Regions from separate parts of the Homo sapiens genome. Here region 2 is linked to region 1. Evidence: chromatin contacts called from ENCODE Hi-C data. All regions are on one chromosome and are shown on one strand. Each heading gives the region's core, a stretch centred on a gene start or an enhancer-like site at or near the end of the contact. The rest is flanking DNA. Distances are from core to core; before and after follow the strand shown.

Region 1 (5,072 bases), core at 1,862-4,361:
CAGGCCTTTCTTTCTAGTCTAATGTCCAGCTCTTCCTCTCCCCACCACACAAATACTTAGCCACAGCCATCCAGAATTGTAGCTCTTGCCCAACCCACCATACCCTCTCACTGATGGGCTTTGGCTTGGGCAGGAATCCTTCCCCTACTTTTCTGACTTGACCCAACCGTCAAAGCTATCCTCCATAGAACTTTTCTCTGATACCCCTTGCCACCCTGGGGAGAAGGAGTCTCTTCATCTGCAATGCTCCAGAACACCTTTGCCAGACCTCTAGTGTAGATTTCAGTTCCTCTCAGAACTCCATACCCAGGTGCCTCAAAAAGGTTAACACTGTACTGCTTCTCCCAATAACTATCAACAGGCCTGGCATAGAGGAAATGACTATGGAATACTTGGTGAAGAAAGAAATGAGCATTGTAATGATGTGCCCTGTAATGATGTGTCTACTTGAGTTTATGAAGTTGCCTCCACACAGCCCACACATCTGTTCTTATGGGCTTTTCACCGCAGCCACAAGACACTAGGCAGCACGAGGATTATCTCCATTTTGCAGGTAAACAAACTTAAGAAAGATTTCCAGCTCCTCACAACCAGTGCCTGTCTTGACTAAGCAAGTTGACCACGTGTCAGTCAGCATGTGGAATGGGGTCTTACAGTACTCTCTCTATGAGGAGGCATTTTGAGGTGCAAGTTTATGCACACACTTGGTCTTTCCATACATCGTCCCTGGAGAGAAGTGAGCTATGCAAACAAGAAGCTGTGTTGTCCCCTCCCACATCTTTTCCCCTTTAATACACACATACAGTATCCTCCCAAGACTCAGTAATATCTGGACCATAAAGAAGGGTGCTCAGCTGGGAGTTCTCTAGGATCACAAAGAATATTTTTTTTCCTGAAGCCCCATTTCTTTTGGGTTTAGCTCAATTTCTCACGAATTGTTCCTCCCACACTAGTCACTCCAAAAACTGACTGGTGTGACAGAATGTTTGGTGGCTGGGCAGAAGGCATAGAAGACTAGCCCCTGTGACAGGAGCAGCACAATAGTGCCTGGGACTATTTCAAGCCTGCCACCTGACTACTTTGCACACCTCCTCTCTCCCTGCTTCCACAACTGAGACTGCTCTGGCCCTTTGTTTCCCTGGACCCCAGGTTTGCAAACTGCCTTCTCATAATCTTAGTCTAATTCAAAGAATCAAGGTTCTGAGTGAAATGTGAGCAAGTGGCAGTGACCAGAGGCACGAGGTAGGGAGGAAGTCTATAATGGAGATTCTGGAAAAGAAAATAAACTTCCAAATCAGGCCCACAAATGAGAATCAGGACTTTGCAAAGCAGGAAAGCATAGCCCCAGGGAAACTTTTATAGTCCAGCCATCCAGATGGGAAAAAAGTTGCATAATGAGCCAGCAGCAGCTCCCTACTCCTCATCGTTTATTTAGACTCAGTACTAGGATGGGAGTCTGATGTTCAATATTGATTTTTGTTGGCAATGTATAGAATGCCATGGAAGGTCATGGAACATCTATATTTTCTATAATATTCCGTGGAAGATCATGGAATATTATAGAAAAAAATGAGTTGAACTGTCAGATCTCAAAGATATCAAGGGAGCCTGATGATGCTTACCCTCTCCTTGTGGAGGTGGGGTGATGCCCTGGCCCAGAGAAAAAAATGAATTGGCCAAGGTGTCCAGCAAGTCTGAGGTAGAGCTAGAGTCAGATCCCTAGCAGCCATGTCAGTTCCTGTGCTCTACACATGCAGAGGCAGCAGTCCACCTCTTACCAGTTCAGCAGCTGGATCTTTTCAAGACTGTCAGGACCCAGAAGCAGCAGAGAACACTCCTGCAATGCAAAAATAGCACGCATTGTTCTCTAATCCTTCTCTCTATCCTCAGCTTTAATCCACCCACCTCCCTTTTTAGACACACACAGAGTTTTAGGGCTGGGCCTTCTGGATATTCTTGAACTAGTGGTGGAACTAGATTCTTTGCTGCCTCAGCTCACCTGGCCCTGGCAGCCACTGATGCCACTTAATGTCCTTAGGCTAGAGACCCAAGTTCGCCGGGCTCCCTGCCACATCCCACACACAGTAGCAGACAAGGCTGGTACAGGCCTCCTCACTTTGTCCTCAGCCTGACCTCCGGTTTGGGCCCAGACAAGATTTTCCTCTCAATATTTAGACTTTTCAAGGAAAAAGGCCTGCCGAAAGCCAGGCTCACAAAGGATGGGGGAAGGGGGACTCTGGAGACCTTGGGGATTCCCTCCACATTCCATAGAAGGTGCGAAATTTGGGTGAGGGTCAAACTATGGAAACAGGTATCATCTCAGAGAAGAAAAGTGAAAGCAATCCTGGAAAGGGAGCCCGGGGCTCTGGATTCCAAATTGGCCCTTGTCGCCGGCAGGCTGGGTAACTGTGGGGAGGGACTTTCCCCACTCTGGGCAGCAGAGGGCCCGTCGGTAACGGGTGGAAGTTGGCCTCTATGGTCTCTAAGGGCACTGGTGTGCCAGAGAGGCGGACGAAGTTAGGGCGCAGGCGCTGCAGCTAGCTTTCCTGGCAGGTGAGTCCCTCCTCTGGGTGGCCTGGCGGCGCGATCCGCAGGGCCTTGTCTCTACGACTAAGGATAGGCCGGCCCTTAGGTTTCTGCAGTCTTCCCAGATTCCTCAACCTCTCTGCCTCGTTACTCCCCGCCGGCCTCTAGCTCAGGAATAAACGTCCTGGTGGCGGCCAGGGCACAGTACCGCGAATGCACAGCGGCCACAGAAATGGGAGTGCGTGAAAACCGAAACCGATCCGGCGAGCCCCATCCGGGCAGGACTGGCTCCTTGAGGCCACGGTGTAGCCACGCCACTACCAGCCCGGCGTGGGGGCGGGAGTGGGGAGCCCCAGCCAGTGGTTCCGCACCCTCTCCGCCCCCTGCCAACACCACGCCTGCACTTATTTGCATTTAAAGAGAAACGCACCAAGGAAAACAGTGGGCGGGCCGGGGCACGCCTTCCCACCATAGCGATTGGGCCATATGCCTGCCAATCAGGACGCAGATGCCCCACCCGGTGGCCTTGGAGTACTGGGGGAGGGGGTATGGGGGAGCTACCCAAAGCCTGGGGAAGGGGAGTCAGTGCTGGAGGTGACTGGAGCCGCGGCGACGGCGGCAGCAGCTGCGGTGGCGGCGCTCTCAGCCGTGGCAGCCGAGGCTGCAGCCCGGCCCAGGGCGGCTCAGCGGACAATAACCGGGCTAGGAACCTGACCGGGCTGGGTAAGCGTTGCGTACAGCCAGGAGCCTCCGCCTGCCCGCGGTCGGGTGCATTCCCGCGTGCTCTGCTCCTACGGACTGGAGGAGGGCACTAAGGACTAGGCGGGTCGGAGTCCCGGTCGCTCGCCCCTCTCCTTTGGAACCCGCTTTGCGGACTGTCGGGTGGAGAGGCAGAGCGGCCTTGAGTCCCCTGGGCACAAGCGACCACGGCTGGGGGGAGGGGGGTTGGGGAGGGCGGGTAGGAAGGCAGGCTAGCCTGGGCCAAGCCTCCCGGCTTTCGGGGGGGCGGGGATGGGCCCGCACGTGCTGCCGCACAGTCCCGGGAAGGGCGCCGCCAGCCAGCACCCCAAGCCATGCATTTGTAGGCCAGGAGCTCTGCAGCTTTGTTGTAGCACATTTGCTGGAACAGCTGTGTAACGCGGGTACCGCTCACCCCTCTCTCCGGCTGCCTGGCTGCCGCCCCTCCCCTCCCCTGTGCATCTCCAGCCTCTCCCTCCTTTCTGCGGACTCAAGCTGGCGTGCTGGCTTGGGCCCGACGGAGACCGGCTTTGGCGTGGATTGGGACATCCACAGACTGCCCCCTCCCCAGAGGAGCTCAGTTGGGCCTGTGGGCTGAGCTCAGTCGCACACTTCCCTTCAGAACCTTGGCCTTGTGGCCCCAACTAGCCGCGCCCCTCCTCCTGGGCCTCCGGGCGCATCTGGCGCCCGCCCCCGCGGTCGGGCAGGCTGGCTGGCAGCCGGGCTCTTGCTGGTCCTTGGGTTAGAGCAGCGGCGCAAGCTAGTCCTTGAGTTAGAGCTGCAAGGCCGCTTTGTCTCCCGCCTCGCCTCGCCTCACCTCCTTTTCCCTTGGAGGATACTGGCCGCGTTTTCCTCTCCAGCCTCCCGTTTAAAAATAGCAATAGGCACGGTGTTTGGGGGGCATTTCCTTGCCAGAGGCCGAAGGAGCCCTCATTGTAGTACGGAACGTATCATACCATCTCTGTGTACAGGAGAGCTAGCGAGGTGGCCAAACCCTCCAACTTCGCAGTTACTTAACATACCCAGCCCGCCAGGCCCCTGTCATTGTCTGCTGGAGACACTTCTGACACTGGTGACCGCCCGAACGCTGGACTTTGCTTGGCTCCCCCGGTGGTGAGGGGCTGTGCCCGCTACATGCGTCACAGCCCAAGCGCCTAGGCGGCAGCTGGACTGGCCCCGCAGAGCTGGTCTCCGTTTGGCCAGGCTGCTTTCGGCAAGGGCCGCGGGGTCAAGGCGAGCCTTGTTCCACACACAAACATCTTCCTCTGCGGCTCTGCCTGCCTGCTGCAGCGGCGTGGGCATGGGCAAGGCAGAGGGCACTGCACTGTTGGACTGCCTGCCCCACCGGGATTCCAGCAGAGCCCCCTCCCCCAGTGTGGCTCCCCTCATTCGGCACCACCCACTGCACAGTCACTGCACCATGGTGCACCTCTGGCAGTGGGCTCTCTAGGCCTTTTTGAGGAATAGGACAGAGGAAGCCACTGGGGGCTTGGTAAGCTCTTGGACCTTTGATTAACCTCTGGTGTGGAGAGCCCTGTGGGCTGCAGGGCCCAGGCAAAGCTTGGGCACTTTGAGGAGGGGCAACGAGACCCAGTAAATTCCTCACTTGGGGGAAGGCTAGCTCTGGACCTTTATGACAGGAGCCAGGACCACAGATATCACACTACAGTCACCTCCTCCCACCTTGATTAGGCCCCAACACAAACCTCTACTTGCAGCTGGGCATCTCTAGCCCAGGGCTGGACCTGCCCTCTGCCTTGTCTCAGGCCAGCAGGCACCTAATGTATCTGCTCTATGTAACTCCCTTC
Region 2 (5,072 bases), core at 2,573-5,072, 550 kb after region 1:
TGGGCAAACTTTCTGTGCTTATAATTATGCCCTTGTTTGCAAAATGAGAATGACAGTGTATCTACAAGGAAGGGAAGTTGTGAGGGTTAAATGAGACAATGCAGATGTAGTACCTGGCACATAGTAGGTACTTAGTGAATGTTGGCTATTAATACTATTACTATATATGCAGTGTTACTAATAATTCATTCAGTACTTTTTTATTTAGAGGCAATATAGCACATTGTAAACAAAAGCAGAGATTTTAGAGCTGGACAGCCTGAACCCAAAGCCAAGCTCTGCCATTTAGTAGCTTTTATTCCTGGAAAAATTTCTGTTTTTTCTTCCAATTTTTATTTTAGCTTTAGGGGGTGCATATTCAAATTTGTTACGTAGGTAAATTGCATGTTGCCGGGTTTTGGTACACAAATGATTTCATCACGCAGGTAATGAACATAGTACCAATAGGTGGTTTTTTATTCCCACCCTCCTCCCACCTTCCACCCTCAAGTAAACCCCAGTGTCTGTTGTTTCCTTCTTTGTGTCCCTGTGTACTCAATATTTAGCTCCCTCTTGTAAGCGAGAACATGCGGTATTTGGTTTTCTGTTCCTGTGTTAATTTGCTTAGGATAATGGCCTCCAGTTCCATCCATGTTGTTGCAAAAGGCATGATTTCATTTATTTTGATGGCTTTGTGGCATTTTATGGTGTATATGTACCACATTTTCTTTATCCAGTCTATCATTGATCATCATTTAGGCTGACTCCGTGTATTTGCTACTGTGAAAAGTGCTGCAGTGAACATACGCGTGCATGTGTCTTTGTGGTAGAACGATTTATATTCCTTTGGGTACATACCCGATAATGGGATTGCTGGGTCAAAAGGTAGTTCTTTTTTAAGTTATTTAAGAAATATCCAAACTGCTTTCTATCATGGCTGTACTAATTTACATTCCCACCAGCAGTGTATAAGCATTCTATTCCTGAGAAAGCTTCTTAGCTGCTCTATGTCTATAGTTCCTCATCAGATGGGGTTATAACAGTACCTACATTGGAGGATTATTTAGGTTAATAAATGCAGAGCATTTAGGACAGTACATGGTACATAATATATGCTATTTAAGGGGTCACTGTTGCTATTATTGTTGTTCTTATTATTTTGATGTAATTATTAAGCATGCATTCTAGGATGCTGGAATATAGTAGTGAGCGAAATAAATCCAGTCCAAACCCCATGTACCTTCCCTAGGATCTGGAGAGAAAAGGCTAGAGAAGAGTAACTAGGGTCCCCTCTATAAAGGGGCAGGGAGGACCTTATTTACAAACAAGTGAAGCAGGCTACAATCCTGAACAGTTACATTCCCCAGATTGCAGCATCTGTCATTTGTAGAGAATATCCTGCAATGTCTTACTAAGGAGGAACTAGCTCCCTTAATGTCTCCCAATTCAGACGAGCACAAGGAAAAAGGAGGAAGGCTGGCATTTTATTGGAAATGATAAACTTCATTAGGCAGGAAAGTTGTGATGATCCAAATAGCATCTGTTTTGAGCACCTGCTCACCGTGTCCCTGTGAAGGCACTCAGACTACCATTAACAAGTGGCATATGGGCAGCCTGGTTCCAACAAGACCACAGGCAACCAGGGTTCAAGAGGACTTTGTCCCCTTGCCATGTGCAGAGGACAACCAGAGGAAACTCTGGGGCTTTGTCAGCTGCTCTTCTCTGGACAATCCCTAAGTGAAGCAAGACCAAAGAAGATAGAGTGCTGGGCACAGCCTTTAATGGGCAGGCAAACTAAAAGCTGTGAGCAGCATGGTGGCTAAGTGCCAAGTGTGTGGTATGTCAGGGCCTTCACAATTGGTGTCAGAATTTGGAGAAGGGGAGCCACATCAGCTTGAGCAGTCAGAGAAAGTTTATTTCAGGAATAAGAATGTGTAAGTTTGACCTCGAAGGCTAAGATTGGAATAGGAAGCATAGTTGGGCCAGAGAGCAGCTATTAGTGTGACCCCAAATATATATCTGTTATTTTGGTGACAAATACCACCCTGTCCTGAAAGGATGTATAGAATTTCCAGGGACAGTGGGGCAGCTATGTAAATTGAAAAAATATTCAGAGTTACCCTTGCTTTGACTTATTTTTACTCACAATATTTAAATTATTTGGAAAGTTTAAATGAGCTAAAGGAGGTAGTGAGATGTTTTTCCTTTAAGTTTATCAAAAGAGGGTTTTAAGGACTATGAAACACTGGCCCAGGAGCAAGAAAGCTCAGGGCTGTATTTGGTGGACAAGTCTGGCCTCATGTCCTGGAAATGACATGTTTATATTAGAGCTTTATAGCTATTTTACAGAGTAAGGATAACTGTCTTCATTTCTTAGTTGAGGAAATTGGGGCTCAGAGAGGTTAACTGGCTTGTCCGTAACCATACAGCTGGTAGGTTAGGCAGCAAGGCATCAAACTCAGGGCTTCAGACTCTACATCATGCTCTTTCTTTTGTTCCATGCTGCTTACTGCTTATAGTCTTAGCTACTCTTTCTGATTGGAGTTCCTCAACTAGTAGGTCATTCTTAATTATTCCTATCACATCTTTACATTTGGCTTATGACAAATCTAGCGCCTGAAAACTCACATTTAACCCTCTGGGGGACCAGGGAGAACAGGCAAAGGGATAATTTTAGTAACACATCTCTCTAGCCCTGTTTCCCCACCACAGAAGCAGAAATTCTCTCTAGCTTCTTGTCATCCTTACATATCTAAAGAAACAATAGGAGATTCAATTGATGCTTTTAATGTAGCTCCAAGATCATGCATATTCTTTCTATTTTTGGGAACTAGCAAATGTGTTGAAAGCTCTCAATGACTATGACACACCAACTCGGAATGGGGGCGGAGCGGAAGGAGGCTGCGGACTGAAGTTAGCAACAAGGAAGTTGAGGCTGCCTGTTTTAGGCAATGTGGTCCGGTGAGAATGTGTGGTTCAGATCTGGCTTTCCAGGTTTGTATGTATTATATTATGTATGGTAAGGCACAATTCAAACCTTTCTGAGATCGAGATAAATTACATTCATACATTCTGCCTAGCTTATCCTGCTTTTGTACTTAGATTAGCCTGATAGGGCCCACTTTTTATACATGTGTCTCAAAAAGTGTTCCTGAGAATTGTGGAACTCAGTGTATGGGAATCACTCTATCCTTTTGGCCAGGATTGAGCTTGTGCACACTGAACATGGTAAAAGGAACCCAGGTTCTGAAATAGGCTTGGGGCAACATTGGCCCTCTCTGTATAGCTGAACTCTTCCTCTCCTGTGAACTTGATCCTGGGGACAACCAATAGATCAGAATCCATCTATATTCTTTTCTTATTTATATGAACAATCATTATGGGAGGAAAAAAGTAACATGATTGTTATTTTTTCAAAAGCAATTCAACGACATCTGTATTTTCCAGCCTGGGCCTTTGAGGTTGACAGAGCTATGCTGGGAAACCTTGCTATGCTGGGAATCCTGCAAGGTAGCCTTTCCCAGCCCAACTGAAAATCTCAGTATACCGCACAATGTGAAGAGTTAGGATTGGGAATGTGAGTGGGCAAAAGAAGATCCTTCATAGGGAGCACACAGCTGAGAAGTGAGTCAAGTTAGGCAATTCAGTAGAATGGAAATGGTTTAATTGAACTGTAAAATGCTAATAAAAATTAATGAGCATTTCTGACTCTGTCCAGCTGACTGAAAGAGCAGATAAAGCAGAGAGGAGGGAGAGCTGGCCCGAAGATATCTGTCAGGACAGGACTCATAGGGGCCTTCCTCAACCTGACTCAGCCATACCACATCTCCCAGCAGTGGATGTGTTCTCAGAGGAGGCTGAGGGCAGCGCCAAGAGGAGGAGGGGCTGAAAGGCCACTCCAAGATATTTATAAGATCTGACATTCCATAGGCCTATATGTCATTTCTTCCATCCCTCTATTTTCCTTTTTAACTTATGAAATATTTGACATTCAAAAAGATATAAAAATAATATAATGAGTACCCACGTGTTTACTATCCGCATTAAGAAATAATTCATTACAAATAGTTTTCCTTCCCACCCTCTCTTCTGCTTCTTTTTCTTCCCCTTCCTCTCTTGCCCCTCCCCGTTTTCTGCTCTGTACTGTCTGGAACGTGGCATATATCATTGTCACTTATTTCTTTATAATTTTCTACATACATATGTATCTTTAAACATTATGTGGCATTTTTTTGTATGTTTTTCAAGGTAACAGATACAGATGAGGTAAAACTATATAGAAAGGAAACCATGGAAATGATGAACATAGGATTTAGGATGGAGGATGCCTTGGAGTTGTAACTTTGGGATTGGTGGCAGATTCACCAGTACTTTATATTATTAAAATAAGTAAGTAAATGAATAAATAGAGAAATAAAAATGCCATGCATGGACCAATTATGAGTGTCTCATGGACTAGGGTTAGGATTAATCCAATTTTGTGTCTATGAGAGCAAAACAACAATAACAAATAGGCGACATACTGTTTGTATCCATCTACAACTTCTGTTTTTCTCCATAAGATTTGTGACATTCATCTGTGTTGATATGTGAACTTCTTTATTTAATTTTACCTCCATTTCTCTTGGCAGACTGGGCCTTTTCTAAAAATCCCCAGAGTGCTAAGTGTTAGACCCCCCCTAGGTAATCCTTTGCCAGCAGTCTGTGGCCTCCTAGCTACTCTTACTACTCAGTCCCCCTCTGATGTTCAGGTCTCACTGGCCTGCACAGATATTTGAACACACTCCAGGCAACCAGCCAGCTCATTTCATACCTCTAGTGGGCTTGCTGATGTTTTCGAAAAGGAGAAGCCCTTGCTAGCCGTGTTTATGTGGCTTACTGTTTCCTACCTCCCATCAGCAGACTTGCACACACGTCCAAGGATTGATTCTGGTGTCTGAAATGATCTTTCGAGGTGAGACAGAGGCTTTTTCTTTGGGCATCTAGTTAACCAACCTGTCAGTGTCAGACTACTAGTATAACCTGGCCAAATTTAGAACAAACCAACCCCCATTGGTACTTCAAAACGGTGACAGTGTTAGCATTCTGCTGTG

Evidence for each region. A loop is a pair of places that touch in the nucleus more often than their neighbours do.
Region 2: a loop to region 1 is called in a map with no recorded cell type, with 2.5 times the contacts of the local background. The contact joins the enhancer-like site here to the promoter of AMER1 in region 1. A Hi-C loop is called at or near these places in 2 of 37 single-sample maps with no recorded cell type.

The regions. Positions count from the first base shown.
Region 1 is chrX:64,203,747-64,208,818 of GRCh38, reverse strand. It overlaps AMER1 (APC membrane recruitment protein 1), which reads left to right and starts at 3,111. Exons shown (of 2, transcript NM_152424.4): 1 at 3,111-3,249. It overlaps LOC112268307, which reads right to left and starts at 2,873. Exons shown (of 4, transcript XM_047442706.1): 1 at 2,735-2,873; 2 at 1,779-1,837. The coding sequence starts at 2,800. RefSeq lists an enhancer at 2,575-2,734 and silencers at 2,865-2,964, 3,945-4,004.
Region 2 is chrX:63,655,806-63,660,877 of GRCh38, reverse strand. All of the region lies in intron 7 of ARHGEF9 (Cdc42 guanine nucleotide exchange factor 9), which reads left to right. Among named protein-coding and RNA genes, the nearest start is that of ARHGEF9-IT1, 13 kb to the left of the region's middle. Within about 2 kb of position 3,822, at least 4 of the 41 ENCODE cell types and tissues checked have a DNase peak (open chromatin) inside an H3K27ac peak, as active enhancers do.